Linked DNA regions of Homo sapiens: region 2 is linked to region 1. A link is a contact called in ENCODE Hi-C or POLR2A ChIA-PET data. All regions are on one chromosome and are shown on one strand. Each heading gives the region's core, a stretch centred on a gene start or an enhancer-like site at or near the end of the contact. The rest is flanking DNA. Distances are from core to core; before and after follow the strand shown. Region 1 holds the start of SENP1 (SUMO specific peptidase 1). Region 2 holds the start of ADCY6-DT (ADCY6 divergent transcript).

Region 1 (3,146 bases), core at 626-3,125:
CTGTCTAAAAAAAGAAGAAAAAAATATATATAGAGAGAGAGAGAGAGAGAGACGGGGGGGGGGGGGGGGGCGGAGGGAGGGAGAGAGAGAGAGAGAGAGACGCAATGTTAGCTTTATCCAGGACCAAGATGTGGTTAGAACAATTTATGATATAAGAAGGGTGTGAAAGCAACCATGTGAAATCACCCTTTTCCAAGTTCTGAAAAACAATTATGTGTACAATAGTTTGTACTATATCGTCATGTGTTTGAGGTTCTTTCCTTCTATTTTTACATGTAATCTCTCCCAATCACTCTAACACCTTAAATACCTTAACACTCTAACGCCGTAAACCCTAAGTGTTCAAATTCTTTCATACACATTCATTTACTGTGCACCGACTACGTGCATTAAGAAAGGGTCCCTGCCACTGAGCAGCTCACTGTCCAGTAGGGAAAGCCAGATCCATAAACAGGTACCGCAAGACAGTAGAGCTGGTACAACTGATAGAAGATGTAGAAGTTGGGAAGAAAAGGACAAGAGTTCCAAAGCCGCAATGCAAGTCAACAACTGCATTCCCTTAGCCAGAAGTAGCAGAACCTGTTTTTGTACCCATCCACTCCCTCTAGACAACTCATTAGATGAGTGACATGAAGACCATCTTTGCAGTTGGGATAATTAATTGAAGTCAGTTAAAAATGAATAAGCCTTCCTAAAAGGGACTAGAGAGGAAAAATAAAGGGTGGTAGAGTGTAAACTGGAAGTAGGTTAAGGGATCATGCTTATAGAGATGCTTAAAGTTGCGCTTTAACTGTAATTTCAAAGTCAGGGTAATCTGTATTTCAACATGAGTCCTTAACACAAATTATTTTTATGAAGAATAAAGATTTAGGAGATGATGAGATCTAATACATCCAGAATAACCAATTATAACAAAGACCCTCAGTCAAATAGTTGGTAGTAGATAAAAGGCTTTATATGAATATTACAAGAATCACCACCACTCCAAATATAATAAGTGTACCAAATATGAAGTAAAATGACTTTAACAAGGCTGACTTGAAAGTGATAAAGAAGCAAGTTACTGCTAACAAGATAGTGGAAATACTGCACAGGCACCGATAAACAGAAATCACCAAGCTCAAGGAAAGAGAAACGAGGCATAGATCCAGAGATCACGTTAGGGTACACCAAGAAAGAGACGGTTCAAGGGAATTACCAGGAGGCGATGAGCCAGGTAAGCAAATTGTGGCAGTTAAGGGGATTTTCATAACCTGAGCAGGAGGGTCCAGACGTTTCTTTCTGATGGTGGCACTAGCGATATCACATCTCAGGGAGATACCACAGAGTAGGAGAGTTGGAGAAATGTTTACGTGAGACGCAGAAGTAGTCAAGAAATATCACTCGGGTCTCAAGGAAGGCGGGAGATGAAGCCGGTACCACAGAAAGCCGAGCTTCCCGGTGAAAACAGCTCTCCCCAGAGAAGACCCAGCTCTGGCGGGAAAGCCCCGGAATCGCAACCGGCCTTTCCCCAAGTACGGCTGGGCGCTGGGATGGGGCCTGCTGTAACGGCAGGGAGACGGTCTCTCCGCGGCCCAGGAGAGAGAGACCAGAAGGAACGGCCTCAGGTAGCCTAACGGCCACCGGCGGCCACAGCGCGGCCACCGGACAGCAGGGGGGAGGGGAGGTGGTCCCAGGGGGCGGGGCAGAGGAAAAGGCGCCGGCCCCACAGTGCTCCCCGCTTCCGCCCAGTCCAGCCCGGGCCGGCTGACCGGGTCCGACACAGTCTCCTGGACCAGGCTCCCTCCATCCTCACCCCTCCCCCAGCTTCCCGCCGCCACTCACCGAACCGGAACCGGCTGCCATGCGAAGGGGTTTCCGGCCGGGCGCGGAACGCAAAACCCGGGAACCGCCGCGAACCGGAACCGCCTTCACAGCACCGGAAGAGTCGCTAGGTGGCTGAAGAGGAGGGGGCTGGGGCAGGAGGTCAAAGAACAGAGTTAAGGACCAGTGGGGCGCCTGCGCGGTGTGGCGAGGCCCGAGAAGCGAAGGGAGCATTTAAGACTAGTCGTAATTTCTCAGTACCCTTTTCAGTCTGGGCTTTTTCGCTTTCTCGTACTCGGAATACTGTTAGTGAGCCCTTCGTCCTATGCTTTTCTCTGTTCCCTCTGCTCCCTTACCCGCCGCCTTCTGGTTCCGCCCGGCGAGTTTTGCTTGCTTGCGTTCCAGTTTCCATGGCAGCTTTTCGCGGTGGCCCTAAATCTGCGGAAACCTGTGGCTTCCCCCGACAGATAGGGACCTGAGATCTAAATCGATCTCAGGCTATCTCGTGTTTTATTGAGAATCACAGAACGTTAGTGCTTGTAGAGGTTATTGGAGATACTTTAGTCTTACCAGGTTCAGAGAAGTGAAGTGATTTCCCAAAGGTTTTAAGTGCACGGCCCATCTAGGACTAGGAAACAAGTTTCTTAACTTGCAATCCTGTACTCTGCACCACCTCATACTTGATTGACCATTCAGCAAGCAAACAAACAAACAAACAAGCAACTTGAGGACGGATTAGGCTAGACTCTGGCAAGATGTAGAACCTTCCAGAACTCTGGAGGAATTTGAAACAGGCAGAGCTGTGAGGAAAGCTTTTGGGAGCCCACTAGAGATCTGCTTTTCTGGGTAGAGATAGAGAAGGACCCAGGAATCACCTGTGACCTTTGAAGGGCTTTGTTGTTCCTGGGACACATTGATTAACCTGGAATCTGCCATACTTTCTAAGAGAACATAATGGGAAGAAATATGTTTGTTCATTCAGGCTTTTTGTCAAGCACCTCAGCTTGGCAGGCCTCTGGACCCAGGCCCTGTAGAAGTCTTAGAGAAATGCCCCCTTAATAGGTCCTTTACACCCAGATCACAGCCACAGGCACAGTCTGAGCTCAGACTTAAAGAAGGGCAGTTTCTGGAGGCCCCCAGCCTTTCTGATACTCTCAGCAGCTTGCTGAGTTCAGGGTTTCCTCCCCTGTCAAATACATCAAAGTAGATTATTTGTATTGCCTCATGTGCTGATACTTTTATATTATATTGTCAAGTCCTAAGGCCAAGTAGTCATGAGTGTAGCTGGTCCATGTCAGTCACTGACATCTTATTTCACAGCTCTGTTCGTTTGGATTAAACTC
Region 2 (3,007 bases), core at 332-2,831, 680 kb after region 1:
GGGTAGAGCACTGTTCCAAGCCACAAAATTTCTCTATATGGTCCCCCAACCCACTTTGTCCAGCAACCCATCACTATGAGCCCTGGGAGCACAGACCACCTCCCTCCTCCCCAGAGTCAGGCTCCTAAGCCTTGTGCCTCTACCTTCTCCTCCCCTGAGTGTTGGTCCATTTGCACTCTCACAGATCTGCTGTTCTTCATACCACCGGCTCCCACAGCCACAGCCATGTCCCATTCAGCCTGGCAGGCCCAGGCTCAGTGCCTCCCAGACCTCAAGTCCCTCCCAAACCCTGATCAGGCTGAGACCAGAGTTTGGAACCAGCCAAGGCCAAGGCCCAGCCCTAAGGATGGCTCTGCCCACTGCCTTGCCAAGCCTTCCTGGCCACCTCCTGTCTATCCCATCCCCAGGGCCCATCTGCCCCTGCCCTCCTTGGCAAAAGGAGGCTCCAGGGGATTAAAAACGACTTCAGAAAGTTCATGGTAAGAGGCACTGCCCAGGCGGGGCCCAGCAGTGCCAGCACCACCCACCATACTCGGACATGGGCCTCAATTCTTCAATTCTGGGCCTTTCCAGATGTAGAGGAGCCTACCCAGGGCCTGTATCTGTCGGTCCAGTGCCCGCTGCCGCCTTCTCCCATCCCCAGTCCTCACTCTCCCTAAAGATTACAGAGGGCTCCCACATCACCCTTTACTATGCAACCCCCACCAGGTCCCTCCAGCTCACAGGGGTAATCTGGTAAGGAGAGGATATGGGCAAAGAGGCTCCCACGCCTGATTCCACCTCTAGCCTTTCAGTCGAGCCCCAGAGTCTGCTTTGAATAAAGTCAGCTCCCCTGCCCACCCTGCGGCAGGCCTTGGGGGATGTGGGGAGCCGACCCCACCCCTTTCATTCCCAAGGTTTTGGGTGAGGGGAAGGAGAGGGACTCCCGCAGACAGAGGGCATCCCTCCCTCTGCCCAGGCCGGTTCCTCTCCCCTAAATGGAATCTCCCCCAAACTCGGAGACACCCCACAGCCCCGCAGCAAAAAACTCAGGCCAGCCCCTCCCCCAGTACGTGCCAGATCCTCCTGGCCTCCGGGCCAGCCTGGAACTCGCCCCGTGGAGGGAGGCAGGCGGCGGGCGACGGGGGTGGCGAGCGCCGGACCTAGGAGTCCTCGATCCCACTGCCTCCATGACTTCCCTTTGCCAACCCCAACTCCCTCGGGCAACACTGCCGAGACGACCCGTCCAAGGCTTCGGCGCCCCCACCCACAAACTCTTGTCGAGAGCCGCTCGGGTGCGTTCCAATCCTGGCGCACCGGGAGCCCGAGCGGCCACTTCCCCTAGCCCTCAGCGCGCTCACCTGCCGGCCCGGCTCCGCGCCTGCCCTGGGCCCCCGCCCCGCCGCCCCCGCGGGCTCCGGCCGGCCGGCCGGCCGTCCCGCGGTCCTCCGAGCCCGCGCGTCCTGGCCGTCCCGCCCGCCGTCCGCCGTCCGCCGTCCGCCCGGCCCTCGCCCCCTCCCGAGCTGTCCAGCGCAGCCGCCCTCTACCCCGGATCCAGAAGTCCCCTCCCCGCTGGCTCCCGGACTCCCCGCCTTAAAGGCACAAGCTCCTTTTGTCTGGGCATCCCCCTCCCCCTCCCCAGAAGTGGGGGCCGAGTTGCCCACTCCCCTTCCTAGCAGCGGGGTAGGGGCGGAGGAGGCCAAATAATGGGACCCCTCCCTCCGCGCGCCCCCTCCTCTCCTCCGGCCGCTTCCTCCCCCAGTCCTGGGAAGACAAGCAGCTACTGTTCTGGGATCAAGACCCCGCGGGGAGGGGACCTCGCAGCCCGGTCCCCTTCCCTTCACCCCGGCCGCCTCCTCCGGCATTCCTCTCCCGCCCTCACCCCGGGGGTCCCCGAGCGCGCCCGCAAACCCACCCCTCACGGCTACATCCCCCGCCCCGCCCACCGAGGGTCGCCTTCCTTCCTGTCAGGGTCCCAGGGGTTGGGCCGGCGCCCCGCGCCCACTCTTCATCCCCAATTCCTCCCTGCCCCTGCCCCAGCCCCAGCCCCCACCTAGCCATTCCCGCCCTGCCTGTCACGGCCCTGCGCCCTCCCGCGGGAACTCAGTTTAATAATTAATTAAGCTCTCATTCCACAAGGCGCCAGGTGTGTGCGGCCTGCTTGCCCGCACACCACTTCTTTCCTCTTCCCCCCAGTCTCTGGGGCAGCGGCCCCGAGGCGAACCTCGGGGCCCAGTGGAGGGACCCAGGGAAGGGGCACTCTCCCTGCCGCCCCCACAACCCCCCGCCCTACTCTCTGGGAGCCCCTCCCCCGCACCTGCCAACTTGCAGCCTCACCCCCAGGCATCTTTTACCCAAAGGGCTGTGCTTCTCTGCTGGGGGTTGGAGGGGCTACTGGGGTGCATTGCTAAGTGCACGAACTGAGAAACTGGGTCTTTAGTTATTTCCAGCACGGAGCAGCTGCCCAAGTTACCTGGGAGATGGGAAAATCGTGTGAAAGCTGGTTAACCCTTTGAGGATTAGAGTAATGGTGGAAGCAGAAAGGAGAAGGAGTTTCACTCCAGGATGTACGTAGGTGAGTGTGACTTTAGAGGGGGTGCCATTCTGGAGCTGGGAAGAAGGCAGCCTGCCTGGCTTCCTTTTGAGGCCCCCTCTCCATTCCCTCAGTCAGACCTCTAGCTCCTCCTTCCAATTCAGCCCTTCCCCAAGCAGCCTATTCCCCACCCAAGATCCCAAGACCTAGGTATCTGAAGATGCTTCCTCCTCAGGACCAGCCCTCCCTGCAGTCCTGTCCTTCAAGACTCAAGTCTTGTCCACTCCAAATCACCACTGGGATTCCTAAGTCCAGGACAGAGCTTCAGGCAAGGAAAAGAAGAGTTGGGAAAGCCAGTTTCCAACATTTATCAGCCACGTGTACCTGCAAACTATATACCTTGGGTAAATCATCAATCTCTTGAAATGGGAATAAAACCATCTGCCTTGTCTTTCTTACAGGGTTTTCAGAATCAGATAGAGAAATGTTTGTTAT

What was found. Hi-C counts contacts between places; a loop is a spot of excess contacts on that map. ChIA-PET counts read pairs that join two places held with the same protein, here RNA polymerase II (POLR2A). Pooled maps may share reads with other maps.
Region 2: a loop to region 1 is called in a pooled map, with 4 times the contacts of the local background. The contact joins the promoter of ADCY6-DT here to the promoter of SENP1 in region 1. A Hi-C loop is called at or near these places in 1 of 50 pooled maps. POLR2A ChIA-PET finds 5 or more read pairs at or near these places in 2 of 52 experiments (Caco-2 and WTC11).

What each region holds. Positions count from the first base shown.
Region 1 is chr12:48,104,204-48,107,349 of GRCh38, forward strand. SENP1 (SUMO specific peptidase 1) reads right to left here and starts at 1,876. Exons shown (of 18, transcript NM_001267594.2): 1 at 1,825-1,876. It also overlaps a transcript of PFKM not described here. RefSeq lists enhancers at 873-1,748, 1,254-1,463, 1,749-2,622 and a silencer at 1,604-1,743.
Region 2 is chr12:48,787,566-48,790,572 of GRCh38, forward strand. ADCY6-DT (ADCY6 divergent transcript) reads left to right here and starts at 1,582. Exons shown (of 3, transcript NR_110019.1): 1 at 1,582-1,662; 2 at 2,420-2,554; 3 at 2,748-2,970. ADCY6 (adenylate cyclase 6) reads right to left here and starts at 1,524. Exons shown (of 22, transcript NM_015270.5): 1 at 1,341-1,524. RefSeq lists an enhancer at 1-471.